Linked DNA regions of Homo sapiens: regions 2 and 3 are each linked to region 1. The links are chromatin loops, found by intact Hi-C in ENCODE. Cell type or tissue: HCT116. All regions are shown on one strand. Region 1 has its middle 8.8 kb from the start of ATR. Region 2 has its middle 16 kb from the start of PCOLCE2. Region 3 holds the start of HLMR1 (hepatic lncRNA metabolic regulator 1).

Region 1 (5,000 bases):
GATGACAGGTGCATGCCACTATGCCCAGCTGATTTTTGTATTTTTAGGAGAGATGGGGTTTTACCATATTGGCCAGGCTGGTCTTGAACACCTGACCTCAAGTGACCTGCCCACCTTGGCCTCCCAAAGTGCTGGGATGCTGGGATTTAATAGGAGTGAGCCACTGCGCGTGGCCATCTCCTAGCTTTTTTGTGTGTGTGTGTGTGTGTGTGTGTGTGTGTGTGTGTGATGGAGTCTCACTCGCTGGAGTGCCGTGGCACGATCTCGGCTCACTGCAACCTCCGTCTCCAGGATTCAAGCCATTCTCTTGCCTCAGCCTCCTGAGTAGCTGGGATTACAGCTACTGTAATCCCAGTGTGTGCCACCACGCCCGGTGAATTTTTGTATTTTTAGTAGAGATGGGCTTCGCCATGTTGGCCAAGCTGGTCTGGAGCTCCTGGCCTCAGGTGATCTGCTGCCTTGGCCTCCCAAAGTGCTGGGATTATAGGCAGGAGCCACCATATCCGGCCAATTTTTAATTTTTGTGGGTATATAGTAGGTGTATATACTTTATGGGGTACATAAGCTATTTTGATACAGGCACACAATGTGTAATAATCACATCAGGGTAAATGGGGTATCCATCACCTCAAGCATTTATCTTTTGTGTTACAAACAATCCAATTATATTCATTTAAAAATGTACAATAAATGTTTGACTGTAGTCACCCTGTTCTGCAATCAAATGCTAGATCTTTTTTCTTTTTTGAGACAAGGTCTCATCTGTTGTCCAGGCTGGACTACAGTGGCCTGATCTTGGTGTACTGCAGCCTTGGGCTTCCAGGCTGAAGTGATTTTCCCACCTCAGCCTCCTGAGTAGCTGAGACTACAAGTGCACACCACCTCAGCTGGCTAATTTTGGTGTTTTTTGTAGAGACGGGGGTTTTGCCATGTTGCCTAGGCTGGTGTTGAACTCCTGGGCTCAAGTGATCGGCCTGCTTCAGTCTCCTGAAGTGCTAGGATTACAGGCTCAAATACTTATTCTATCTAACTATATTTTGTACCCATTAACCATCCCTACCGCACACCCGTCACCCCCCCACTACCCTTCCCAGCCTCTGGTAACCATCATTTTACTCTGTATCTCCATGAGTTCAATTGTTTTTATTTTTAGCTCCCACAAATAAGTGAGAACATGTGAAGTTTGTCTTTCTGTGCCTGGCTTAATTCACTTAACATAATGACCTCCAGTTTCATCCATGTGGTTGCAAATAACAGGATCTCATTCTTTTTTATGGCTGAATACTACTCCGTTGTGTACATGTATCACATTTTCTTTATCCATTCATCTGTTGATGAACACTTAGGTTGCTTCTAAATCTTGGTTATTGTGAATAGTGCTGCAATAAACATGGGAGTGCAGTTATCTCTTTGATAAACCAATTTCCTTTCTTTTGGGTATATACTTAGCAGTGGGATTGCTGGATCATATGGTAGTTCTAGTTTTAGTTTTTTGAGGCACCTCCACACTGTTCTCCATAGTGGTTGTACTAATTGACATTCTCACCAACAGTGTACAAGGGTTCCCTTTTCTCCACATCCTTGCCAGCATTTGTTATCCAACTTTTTAAAAATTATTATTCAGTAGTACTCTTGAAATTTTAAAAATTTGTATCCTAATATGTGCACATTTTTATTAACCATATATAGTTCTACATCCTAATGTACATGAATTTCATGATAATGTAAATTTGAACATAATACAACTACTAATTGATTCCTGCATTCCTGTCAGCCCTCTTTTTATCATTTGGGGAGTAGGAGTTTGGAGGAGAGGGTGAGGCAGGAAGCAGAGTGGTTGGTGTGGATAGGTCCCAGTGTCCCTGGTATTTCCTAAGCCCAGTGTCACAGATCAAGTTGCCAAAGGGGCATCAGTCAGTGTTCTGGAATTCCAGTCAGCCATGTGTATAGAATTGTCCCCATTCATGATTAAACTAGAGTGGAAAATGACCACCAGGTGGTACTACAACCCAGTTGAGACTAAGATAGACTTGGTTCTCAGCCAGATGCCCAAACTCCTGGTTGGTTAGCTATGCAAGTTCCAACATAATGCAACAGTTTTACAAGTTCCTTTCTACATCCGAATGAACTTCAGTGGACACCTCTTGGTACACACACATTCAATAATATGCATTTTTAACAAGCTTCTAGATGATGCTGATGTTGTTTGGAGTTGTTCTACACAGCAGTCAGAGCAACCTTCTTAAAACCCAAAGACCACGACATTTCTCTTCTTTAATAGCTTGGCTATGTATGGAATATTGTCAGACATAGATAAAGGGTAAAAGGGGGCACATGTCTGTTAGTTTTCTTTGGGTAAAGCCTCAAATAATAGACAACATAACCACAAGCCAATATTCTGAAATTTAATAGTGCAGAATAGCCAAACTGCACCAATACACTTGTCCCATTTAGTGGAAACACTGCAAAAACCCATTACAAAAAAAAAGCCATCATAAAGTAACAAAATATTTAAGAAACTTAAAAGTAAGCCATTTGGCTTCCTATCCCTGTGGCAGTTTCACATCTACTAAGACTGTATTATAGAACTAACTAACACTCCACTGTATTTGGAGACAATTCAGAAATAAGGACATGGACTAATTCTTTATGTCTCCAAGAGATTTCTATTTCAGTAATGAATTATTGTCATTTTCATTGCTAGGTCCTGAGTATGACCCTAAGATTATGTAAAATATATCGGAATAGTATGATTATTTGTATTTGCGATTACTATTTTTACTTTTCTGAAAATACTTTCACCTGCTATTATCCTCCAAGTAGCTCTGTAAATAAAATGCAGAGAGGTTTCAGAGTTCTCAAAATTGAGCATGCATCAGAATCACCTGGAGAAATTCTGATTCAATCGGTCTGAAAGGAAACTCAGTAATTCGCATTTTTAACAAGCTGCTAGATGCTACTGCTGCTGGTCCACTGCCCACACTTTGAGTTAGCACTGTTTTAGGGTAGTGGTTCTTAACTTTGGCTACACATTGAATTTATGTGGATGAGAAGATTTTTAAAAAGTATCTGGGGACTCCCAGAGATTCTGATTTGATTAGGTTACGGCACTTACATGTATGTATATGCATTTCTCTACTTACCAGCAAGTTCAAGCATCTACTCATGTCTATTAATCATTTGGATTACCTTTTTTTAGTAAATTACCTGTTTAGAATTTTATCAGTTTTAATTTGGTTGTGTCTTTTTTATTGATTTATACAAACATTTTAACATATTATGAATTAAACCTTTTCTGATTTATATCTGAGAATATTATATCTTAGTCTGTCACTTGGCTCTTATGTAGGAATTTTAATTTTTATTATATCAAATCTACCCATCATTTCCTTTGTGTCTTCTGGATTTTAGTCTTGCTTAGAAAGGCTAACCACAAGATTTAAAATGTTCTTTTATACTTTTCCCTAACATTTTTGTACTTCAGTTTGCTAGTATTTGTTTTCCCATTTATCTACAGATCATTTTTGAAACAAGATCAGACAACTCATTTCCCAGACAGATAGTTCATATGTTGGTATTGAAGTCCCTTCTGCCACTTTCAAAATAAAGAGTTTAAGGGATCTAGATGATATACAAAATCTTTGAGAGAAACAGGCTTCATCATGAGTCTTCAAGAACTCCCCAAATTACCTGTCAAGGCAGCTGCTAACTCTGAAAGGATCAGGACGCTGCAGAATTAGGAATCTGCCCAAAGGGGTTCATGCCTTTCCTCTCTCTTCATGTAATACAAATTTGAATCAGTCTAACTTGGCTTGGTAAAACCTAAATCATTTTTGGAATCCTAGCTACAAGTGAATGTGGGAAATATTGGTTTTGGCTTTCCAGGAAGGCATCCAAGAAGACAGTTGGTCAATCCATGCATGGTATCTGTTACTATGTCACTGACTAGTCAATCATTCTCCTGTATTTTGAAATGCCCTTATTTTCATAAATACATCATAGATATATTTAATGAAAAGATATTTGAGGACAATCAGCAGCCTTTGCCACACCCCATAGCTCTTTCATAATTTGCCATCTGTTTCAGTTAATGTGGTATATGATCTTATTTTTTTCCAAATAAGTAAGGGCAAGGTATGGGGGGAGGGTGGAGAATGTAGAAAATTGCCTCAGGGCACCCTTATAGGCCCTAAAGCCATTTTTTTCTGCCACTGCTAATTGGGGTGACATCATTCTGGGATAATAGGCCAGCTTGATTTTCCAGTTATTAATCTATGTCTATTCTGAAACCCAGACCATTCATTTCATTTTTTAATTTCAGCTATCATATCATATATATAACATATATCATATATATCTCATATATATATATATATATATATTTTTTTTTTTTTTTTTTTTTTTTCTAACAGGGTCTCTGTCACCCAGGCTGGAGTGCAGTGGTGCAATTATGGCTCACTGTAGCCTCAACCTCCTGGGCTCAAGTGATCGTCCCACCTCAGCTTCCCAAGTAGCTGGCTGGGACTACAGATGTGTGTCACCATGCCTAGGTAATTTTTTTCTTTTTGAGATTGAGTCTCGCTCTGTTGCCCAAGCTGGAGTGCAATGGCGTGATCTCGGCTCACTGCAATCTCCACCTCCCGGTTCAAGTGATTCTCCTGCCTCAGCCTCCTGAGTAGCTGGGATCACAGGCACTCACCACCATGACTGGCTAATTTTTGTATTTTTAGTAGAGACAGGTTTCACCATGTTGGCCAGGCTGGTCTCAAATGCCTGACTCAAGCAATCCAGCTGCCTCAGCCTCCCAAAGTGCTGGGATTATAGGCATTAGCCACCGTGCCTGACTTCCTAGCTAATTTTTGTATTTTTGTATTTTTGTGGTGATGAGGGTTTAGCCATGTTGCCCAGGCTGGTCTCAAGCTCCTAAACTCAAGCGATCTGCCTGCCTCGGCCTCCCAAAGTGCTGGATTTATAGGAGTGAGCCACCACACCCAGCCTCA
Region 2 (5,000 bases), 320 kb after region 1:
TATGTTCCAATGGGAAGATGAACAATAAGGAAGCAAACAAATACATGAAAAATATCTTCAGTGATAAACACTCTGTAGAGAATTAAAACAATGTGGTGTGATAAAGAAGCCTGGGTGAGCAGGGAGTCCTTACTGTGGTAGTATTTAGACTGAGAGCTGAACAATAAAAGAATAAGAAAGGGAAAAGAGCCCTTCAGGTGAAGGGAACAGCAAGCAAAAAGACTCAAGTCGACCGTGAGAAAGAGCTTGGATTGTAAAAAGTTTCTGAAGGCTTGCAAGGTCTCCAGCCACCAGCAAAAGGGACACTGCCTCTCCTCCCTGACCCTGAGCAAAGCACAAGGCTGCCTCAATAAGAGAGGGACCTGGGAAACTAGAAAATTCTAGGAAAAAAAATTCAACATTATCTTAGAGTTATACAAAAATAAAAAATCTTTGATAAGCTTGTGCATTTCTTATCTTTTATTTTCCATTCCTTGCCTTTCTTATTTTTGGGGTTTAGTAGAAAATAAAAAGGGTAGTAGGAAAGTCTAAATCGAGCTTGATAATAGCGTAATTTGAAGGAAGACACAAGAGGACCCTTTTTCTTGATGGGAACATTGTCTTTCAATTGAGCACCCAAAAAGACAACACATATCACAGAGTTGTTTGGGACCTCCTTTATGTTAATGTGATTTTTAAAAACGTGTCACAAATAAATGAACTAATGTATTCTTTATATTCTTTAAAAAGTTTTTATTCCTTGAGGATGTGTCATCTATCCATTCCATTTGTCCATCTGTCCGTTCATCCACCGTTGGGCAGATTTAATTGAACGTTCAAAGGTGAGCTCCTCTTCCAGTCAGTCTTCTGTGATTTCTTCAGCCCTCATTTATCTCTCTTCCCTCAGAATCTCTATAGCTCTTTCTTCACACTGCACAATTTAGCACCTTATGATGTGTTAATGTACATTATCCATTCTGATCATCACAAAGGTGGCAAGAATTAGACAGGGTAGATATGGCTATATTCCTATTTTAATAATGAGGAAGCCATGGCCCAGAGTATTGACATACATGAATATTCTGTTATTCTAGTAAATATGCATCTGCCTACTTTCTTACAAAGTTAAACATATACTTTTGACTTGGAGATCCCACTCCTAGGTAATTTGCCCAAGAGAAATAAAAACATATGTCCACACAAAGACTTGTACACAAATGCTGATTGTAGCTTTATTCATAACAGCTAAAAGCTGAAATAGCCCTCGTGTTTATCAATAGAATAGATAAACAAGCTGTGGTATATGTATACAATGGAAAACATTATACTGGCTGGGCTAGGTGGTTTATGCCTGTAATCCCAGCACTTTGGGAGGCCGAGGCTGGTGGATCACTTGAGGCTGGGAGTTTGAGACCAACCTCGCCAACATGGTGAAACCCCATCTCTAGAGAAAATACAAAAATTAGCCAGGCATGGTGGCTGCACCTGTAATCCCATCCTAGCTACTTGGGAAGCTGAGGCAGGAGAATTGCTTGAACCCAGGAGGCGGATGTTGCAGTGAGCTGAGATTGTGCCACTGCACTCAAGCCTGGGCAACAGAGCAAGATCCCCAACTTAAAAAAAAAACCAACAACAAACAAACATATATATACATATATAACTGAGGTGGCCCTACCTGTGGCCTGGCCTTGGTAAACACTGGGACAGAGGGGTGAGTTGGTGGTAGAGCAGGAGAGGAGAGAAGGAGGCAGGGACTATGTCTGGGTCTGTGGGTAAGCCAGGGCTCCCTGAGAGTTGGGGAGCCTCTCAAGACTGCAGCACTTGCTGGCTTCCTTCAGAGGCTGAGGCTCTCCAGTGGAAAGGAAGTGAAAATTTTCCCAAAGTGTGGACTCCAGAGAAGATGGCTGCTTACAAGTGAGATGACAGAAATCGGTCCTTCTGGAGAATCTGACTTGGTGCTGGTCACTTGGAGCCCTATGGTGTTGAGCTGCTCCAGATTCCTGGTGACAGCAAGACTGGTGCTGAGACGAAGGTTTGTTGTCAACGCTCCCTTCTTGTAAGAACAGTGCCCAGATTGTCCTTTTGGACTCTTAGAGCAAGTTGTCCTGGTGAGGACAGCTCCACCCATCTCTAAGTGGGAGCGATGACTCAGGCCACAGTTAATCAGAGCTTCACCCTGCCTAGCCACAGGGATTTCTTCAGGGGCATATGACTGCCACCTCCCCAGAGCCACTGGGATGCTGTGAGACATTTTCTGAAACAGTGGCATGTGGTAGTATTCTTTCCTCTAAAGCCGAGACTTGAGACGATACAGGGTCAAATCTGCTGTCGCCATCTTGAGAGCACTGGGGCCACCGCAGAGGAAATGGATAAGAGACAGAGAGAAACCAGCCATGCCTAACAGGTCTACTCTTGGGCGTTTTGTTGTTGTTGTTGTTTTCTCACTCAGTTCCCCAACAAGTTTACTTCTTGCTTAAACCCACTGGGGTCGGATTTTCTGTTACATGAGGCTGAAGTTGGCAAGTTCCTGTTACTGCCTCTATCTGGAATTCCCCTATGTGGTCACATCCCCATCTACTGGCAAAGACCTTCATCTCTTTCAAGACTCACTTTAAGCACCGACCACCTGTATGCCTTTCCTACCCGCTGCCTCTCATGGCACTGATTCCTCCTTTATTTTCCCCCATTGTACTCTGTACACACTTTTATCATAGCACCTAAATTATTTGAAACCCCTTGTTTCTATGGGTATGGGTTTCTGTCTATAAGATCATCAATCTGTTGAAGGTAGGGGCTATTTGTGGGCTTTGTGTCTTCAGAGTCTAGCCCAGTGTCTGACACATGGTAGGTTTATGACTAGTATTTGTTGCATGAATGAATGAATGGATGAGGCAAGAGCCTGCCCCTAAGTTTTGTTAATAAAAGATATTCACATCTCAGCAGGTAAACACAGTGAGGCCTTGAAGAACTTGGAATGGATAATGGAAGGAACCAATCTACTTGTCAGTTGGTCTGTCTCAATGTCCTTGGGCATCACTCAACACTGGGACTCCCAGGCCAGGAGAATGATTCATGCTTAGGAGCAGAAAGTTCAGAGCTGTTTAAATGCTACCTGTACCCAGCACTGATTTTTGTAGCAACTATTGCCGAACTGCTCCCAGGTAGGGAGCTCAGTGGCTGGCTCTGGACAACCAGAGGCATAAAACTGAGGAAATGAAATGGGAGCTGATGAAGCAGTTTCTAAGCATTTAATACATTCTTTTTGATCATTTGAATTTGTTTCTTATAGGCATTTTTTTCTCTCCATTAATATGAGAAACTGTGTAGGGTTGTAAATATGACCAATAGTGTTTCAGTAGACAGCATGGTCAGGCGTGAGCAGGGCACGAGAGGGTTCCCCACACACACACTAGGAATGTCAGGTGACCACCAGGTGATAGTCAGGCAGTTTTGTTAACTGTCTCTCTAAAATAATAATTGGTCACAGCCAGTGCCAGGAGAAGGCAGTCTCCTAAAAGAAAACACCTGAAACTGGTTATCAGCAGCTTCCCGATGAGATCTCAGGAGTTGAGTGAGGGGGCTCAGGCATGCTCATTAGGAGACAAAATGGCAAAGTCTAACTGGCATATGACCTTCTTCTAGGAATGCTAGACTGGTAAGGGGAGAGCTCCTCAAGTGAGCATGCATACAACTCCAGTAAACATACTGGGTGTGGCCCCTCCCAAGCGTGTCACGTGCGGGCAGCATGCAGGCTGCCCACCCCAAGGGAAGACTCAGGGGATAAGTAACGCAAGACCCCGGAAGTATGCCGACATATAAAACCCCAAATCAAGAAGTCAAACGGTGCACTTGATCTCTCAAGTTGCCTGCTTGGCCCTCTTCCGAGTGTACTCTTCTTCCTTTCATTCCTGCTCTAAAGCTTTTTAATAAACTTTCACTCCTGCTCTAAAACTTGACTCTGTCTCTCCTTCCACCATATGCCCCTCAGTCGAATTCTTTCTTCTGAGGAGAATTGAGGTTGCTGCAGACCTGTACAGATAGGGATACGCTGCCAGAACAAAATTAGATTAATACATGTAAACAGAAAATGTTTGAAGCACCACATAATTTTCTAAAATTGTCTTTAAGACAATTGCAGTAAATAGGCCTTCTTAACTGTCATGTTTTCGTTTACTGATGTTACTGGAAGAGGTCTTGACTGAAAGTTGTCCAGGTTCTTGGCATTTTGAAGAAAGAATTGGACAAAATGCACGGCAAAGCAAGGAAACAATGAGGCAATGAAAGCAGAGAGTTATTGCAAATGAAAGTACACTCCACAGTGTGGGAGTGGGCCTGAGCAGCAGCTCAAGGGCCCCAGATACAGAATCTTCTGGGGTCCAAATACCCCCTAGAGGTTTTCCACTGGCCACTTGGTGTTCACCCCATGTAAATGAAGTGGTGGCCTGCAATCAGTCTGGAAAGCAACCAATCAGAGGTTAAAGTGAAGTTACAAAGTTACACTTCTGTGCAAACCAAGGCTTGACCCGCAATCAGTCTGATTGGACAGTAACCAATCAGAAGCTGAAGTGAAGTTCTAAAGTTACACTCCTGGCCAGGCGCGGTGGCTCACGCCTGTAATCCCAGTACTTTGGGAGGCCAAGGAGGGCAGATCATCTGAGGTTGGGAGTTCGAGACCAGCCTGACCGACATGGAGAAACCCCACCTCTACTAAAAATACAAAAAAAAAATTGGCCAGGCGTGGTGGCGCATGCCTGTAATCCCAGCTACTGGGGAGGCTGAGGCAGGAGAATCACTTGAACCCGGGAGGTGGAGGTTGCAGTGAGCTATGGCGCCATTGCACTCCAGCCTGGGTGACAGAGCGAGACTCTGTCTCAAAAAAAAAAAAAGTTACACTCCTATGCAAACGTTTTCAATTTTCCATCCGCTGCCAGGAAAGGTGGGGTTTTGCAAAGGGAGTAGCCTCTGGTCCTTTTGGTACTTAGATGTGGAAAGTTGGGGCTTTCCTTTCGATTTAGTTCTAG
Region 3 (5,000 bases), 340 kb after region 1:
AACTCTTTAAAATATGTAGGAGGCAGGCTGGTATTGCACAGTGGTTTTAAGATTTTCTATTTTTAGTTAAAGTCTCTTTCTTCAAATGAAATCTTAGAAGGACAATGTATAAAACATAAAAAGCAAGATTTTCTGCTTGATGCGGGGGCAGAGGCCAGAGCCTGCCTACCCTTTTCCTAGTCTGCTCTCCTGTCTGTCCTCTGTGCTACTGCCACCTTCCCAAGCCAGAAGTAAGCCACTGTGGCACCTTCACAGAGGATTATTTGAAAATTCCCAAAATAGACTTCTGGTTAAACATTGCAGTTTAAAAACCTGTGTTTTTCTTTCATCTCTTTCAAAATGCTACTAAAATGACAGCAAAGAAGCCAAAAAGGCCCAAGTCCACAAGACAGAAAGAATAGGTGAAAAGTCCATGTCATCTCATTTTTGGAGATGGACATGGACAGGGGCTGAAACTGCAGTACCAGCAGATGGGGAGCTTAAGAAGGAAGCTAGTTCATGGCACAGCACCCGTAAAGTCCCCAGAATTGGAGGCACCAGATTCTTCTGAAAGAAAAGGTAAGAGGCGGAGCTGAAAACAGGAGGTTTATGGAAAGTCCTTGGAGAAAGCAGTCAGACCTCTGGATTCCTTCCTCATCTTTCAGCAGCCTCTCTCTTGTCCTGGCAGAAACCAGGTTTACTCTCTTGGGAAACTCAACCACAGGAGGATCTGGGGACACAGACCGGCGAAGGATGGTAGAGATGCATCACTGAACTAGGAGAATTAAATGATTGGCTTAGGGTTGGGAATGCGACCTCAACTGGATCAGTTGAGGCCATCCTTGGCATTTTTAAATTCTGAAGCTGGAAGTGTGGGGAGGATAGTGTGTGTATTCTGCAGGTGTTGAGGTCCTTGTTCTAGTCCTTGAGATTCCTGGCTCCGACTGTTTCCTGTAACTCTTTAATTCTATGAAACACCCAGTATTCTTCTATTTTATTCTGCTCAGGCTGCATTAACAAAGTATTACAGACTGGGTGGCTAAAAATGGGAATTTAATTCCTTGTGACTTTGGAGACTAGAAATCTGAGATCCAGGTGTCATGGAGGTTGGTTTCACTCTGGAAACTCTCTTCTTGCTTGCATATAGGCCTCCTCTCTGTGCCTTCACTTGGCCTTCCCTCTGTGTGTGTCTTTGTCCTAATCTCACTTTCTTACAGGGACACCAGTTAGATTAGATTGGGATCCATCCGAATGACCTCAATTTACCCTGATTACCTCTTTAAAGGCCCTATGCCAAATATGGTTATATTTGGAGGTTCTGGGAGTTAGGACTTCAACACATGAATTGTGGGGGGACAAAATTCAGCCCACAATGCCTTCTACTATTGCCAGCAAATAAATAGCTTTTGAGATAACTTAAGAGATTTTAAATTTAGTTTCTGGTGCTTGCACGCAAAGAGTTCTGACTTATACTATTCACTTGCCTCTTGGATATTGCCTTTTGTCCATTATAGTTGTCATTAACTGTTATTTAAATCCGCATTACCATTCACCTTTTCCTATGTTTCTGTTCCTTAAGATGGGAGGTAGATCATAGTTTGCATAGCCCATGGAGTCAGATGACCAAAGTTGTAAAGTTCTGTTTGCTGGCTGCCTGATCTTGGTGAAGTTCTCTGTGCCTCAATTTCCTTATCTGTAAACTGGGGATGGTGATAATAACAGATATTCACAGAGTTGTTGTGAAGATTAAACGTCTTAATGAATGTAAAGCACTTAGACCAACCTGGCTTATGGCGAGTGTTACATAAGTTCATGCTATCATTTATTCATTCAGTAGTCTCTATAGGGAATAGCCATGTGCCATGGATGTGGTAGATACTTAGTAAATATTCATTCTCTCTTGTTAATGTATGTGTTATAATAAGTGATTCTCAAAGTTATCTTCAAATTCTTATTACTCTGTATATTGTTATCTGCCAGTGTAATGATATCTAAAGCACATATCTTAAATACTTTAAACAATCTGATATAACAAACAAAGATAGAGCCATTTTCTTCTACATTGGAAGCTGTGCTGTGTAGGATGAGAGACTGGGGTGGAAGTAGGGATTGCAGGCTTCTGGTCCTGGCTATACCCTCACACTGTGAGACTCTGAACAAGCCTATACTCTCTGGGCTCTGCCTCCTTTATTTACACACCAAGGCTGGACTATGTAAGCTTTAGGCTCTTTAATGTTTTATATCACTTATCTTTGAAAGGCCATCTTAGGTGAGCTGCTCAGAGTCTTTAAAAGCTACATTTCCCCCTCCTTTCTTACTTTAAATATAATGGTAATTAAAATGTTTCGGAATTATATATTAGATGCATTTCGGGCATCAGTTACAAGAATGAGAAAGAAATTATTAACAGTTGGCAAAGATTAGTATCAGTTATAGTATCTTGTTATAAGTTTAGAATTTTATTTTCTAATGAGTAACCTCTCCTCCACCACACAAAAAACTAGTGTGCTAACAAAAGAATTAAAAAATGGGATTTTATTTGATTGGATTTTAACTTCTTGGCCATTCTTAATATTTTTGGAATAGGCTTTTGAGTCCTGACCTTCTAAGTCAATTTGTTAGTCTGCATCTGTAGTGTCTCTGGCACGGCTGGGAAGTGGTGGGGGGCGGGGGGTGGGTGGGTGCAAGAAAAGTAAAATATATGATGTTCACTCTTGACCAGCCTATTTTGTGCTGTGAACACCCACACTTGCACACAATACTCAGACATATTAACACATTTGCATGCACTCTCCAATATGTGCAAAGTAACATCACATTCCTTCTTTCATTCAACAAAAATGTGTTGATTGCTCACTCTGTTCCTGGGGATCTGTGTGAACCAAGACAAAGTTGACACTGTAGTTAGATATACCTCTCTGAATAAAAGAGTAAGTTTAAGGTAGAGTGAGGGTTAATTCTCTGTTTATAAGCCTCATGGGTGAATTCACACCGAGCAGCAGAGGGCAGTGTTCTCAGACAGGGCAGCTCTCCTGAGGATCTGCAAGGAAGCAGGGCGTGCCTTGTGTGACTGGTGTTGTCGAGCAGATCATTTTTTAACACCCCACTACTCCATACAGCATTATTTTTGGTAATAATAATGAAATGAATAAAAAGAAAAATGGACTGAGAGAGATTTTTATTTTATTGAACTTCGTATATGTAATCATTCCAATAAAAATGAAAAATAAAATAATAAAATACATTTTATAGTATCAAAAAAGGGGAAAGTAGTGGACTAATACTTTTAATTACATTAATGTTTTTCAAACAAAAAAGAAAATACACATACCTACATACTAGACTGCCATAAAAATGAATAACATTACAGTGCAATAGTAATTACATAAGAAAAAGAACAATAAAAAAGACATCAATTTCAATTTTTAAAGATATTATTCAAAGGTGTGAAATATTGCACATGTGAAATAAACTTGCAGTTACCAAAAAAAATTACACCTTGTGGTTTACGCTGCATTATTATTTTAAATTTTAATTATAAATAAAAACTCCAAGTGAGTTTTCATGAGAGCACTAAATTGAATGAGAGAGAATTGAGGTAGCCCAAGTTCTGTCACAATCACTCTACTGCCATTGCTTATTCCAGATCTAGTGTTTAAATGCAGAAGCAGATAGTCCCACATGGGTTGGAGCATGAAGTGTACCCAAAGCAAGCACAAATATGAATGATTCTGAACCATCTGGAACTTAACTCTCAAACAAGAGTGTGTAGATAAGTCCATTTATGTCAAGTCTTCTCTGAGTTAACTCCCACACAGGAGTTATTACTAAAGGAGAAAATGTGTTTCTTAAGAGATAAGCAATAACATTGCTGATTTTATGTATTACAAAATTGAATAATAACCACAGAAATTTTTTCGACTGCAGACCAACAAAAGATTTAGCGGGGACGGGGAGAGCATTTGACCATTGTGTAGAATTGCCAATGTGTGAATATAGTAAAAGCAAATCAGCTTTTAGTCCATTTAATTATTGTTTTAAAATTCTCTATAGAAAATGTGTCTCCTTATTGCCTGAGACTACTCCTATTACTACTGTTGGTTTACCAATGCCATTGGCAATTGGAAACAACGATATAGGGACTGGACTGTAAATTAAAGCCATATGTATTTAACACTAGCAGGCCCAGCTCTACATGGGAACCTCATGAAGCCCCAGTTGACATTCTGGATCTTGCAGCAGAGTGAAGAGTCTGTTCAAAGCTGCTTTGCATAGGTTCTGAAATGGCTGCATAAGCTGGTTAATAGATAACCAGTCATTTTATAAAATAAGAGGTAGGGTGTGCATGTTTATGTGAGGGTGTGTGCATGTGTACACGTGGGGTAAAGTCAAGAAAGGTGATGAAAAGCACTAAGAATAACCGTAAGATGAATTTGTGCCCTCTCCTGGAAACAATGGGAAATTTTGGGTTTAAAAGTAACATGGATTTAAATAGCCTCTCCAAGTTTAAAATACCTCAAAGCGTTTAATTCTTCTTTTAGTTTCCCTGTGAGTTTGCTGAGATGTCTATTACCAGTTCAACAATGAGGCAATTGTGATAGGGATACTCAATGGTACTTTCCCCCAGGATGAATGTATGGATCAATAGATGAGTTCTAGACATATTTATAAGAAAAGAACCAAACTTAGTGACAAGCAACCATTTAAAGCTACTATTTAGAAGTGTTCACTGATAGAGATTGTACTTACAGATATTCACCAAAGAAAAATCTCCTGCATGTGCACCAGGAGACATGTTATGAAAATGTTCTGACAGTTTGAGGTTATTGATCCTCAGCTATGGTTTTCTGCTCAATGCTACTAATGACCCTCCAAAAAGATCACCTTCTTTTGAGTGCAGAGAGGTGGTTTTGGTCTTTGTTGTGGAGAAGCTCTTGGAACTTTCTCACTGCAGAAACCATGCTGTTGTCGTGTTCCTTCTGCTTAGCCAGCTGGGCCTATTGCCCGCTGCTCCAGGTGTC

What was found. A loop is a pair of places that touch in the nucleus more often than their neighbours do. Peaks named below come from ENCODE experiments on the same cell type or tissue, not always from the same donor. Only the 100,000 strongest peaks of a DNase experiment are listed, where the experiment ranks them.
Region 2: a loop joins it to region 1, with 7 times the contacts of the local background. A loop is called at or near these places in 7 of 110 quality-filtered maps.
Region 3: it touches region 1 in a loop (4-fold over the local background); 3 of 110 quality-filtered maps call a loop at or near these places.

The regions. Positions count from the first base shown.
Region 1 is chr3:142,585,006-142,590,005 of GRCh38, forward strand. No RefSeq gene overlaps it. Among named protein-coding and RNA genes, the nearest start is that of ATR, 8.8 kb to the left of the region's middle. In HCT116, a CTCF peak has its summit at 1,997 (motif pointing right); a DNase peak (open chromatin) is centred at 1,926.
Region 2 is chr3:142,902,709-142,907,708 of GRCh38, forward strand. No RefSeq gene overlaps it. Among named protein-coding and RNA genes, the nearest start is that of PCOLCE2, 16 kb to the left of the region's middle. In HCT116, a CTCF peak has its summit at 2,547 (motif pointing left); DNase peaks (open chromatin) are centred at 2,094 and 2,538.
Region 3 is chr3:142,926,339-142,931,338 of GRCh38, forward strand. It overlaps HLMR1 (hepatic lncRNA metabolic regulator 1), which reads left to right and starts at 337. Exons shown (of 5, transcript NR_038455.1): 1 at 337-558. RefSeq lists an enhancer at 2,829-3,123. In HCT116, CTCF peaks have their summits at 2,973 (motif pointing right), 4,405 (motif pointing left) and 4,607; DNase peaks (open chromatin) are centred at 3,003 and 4,403.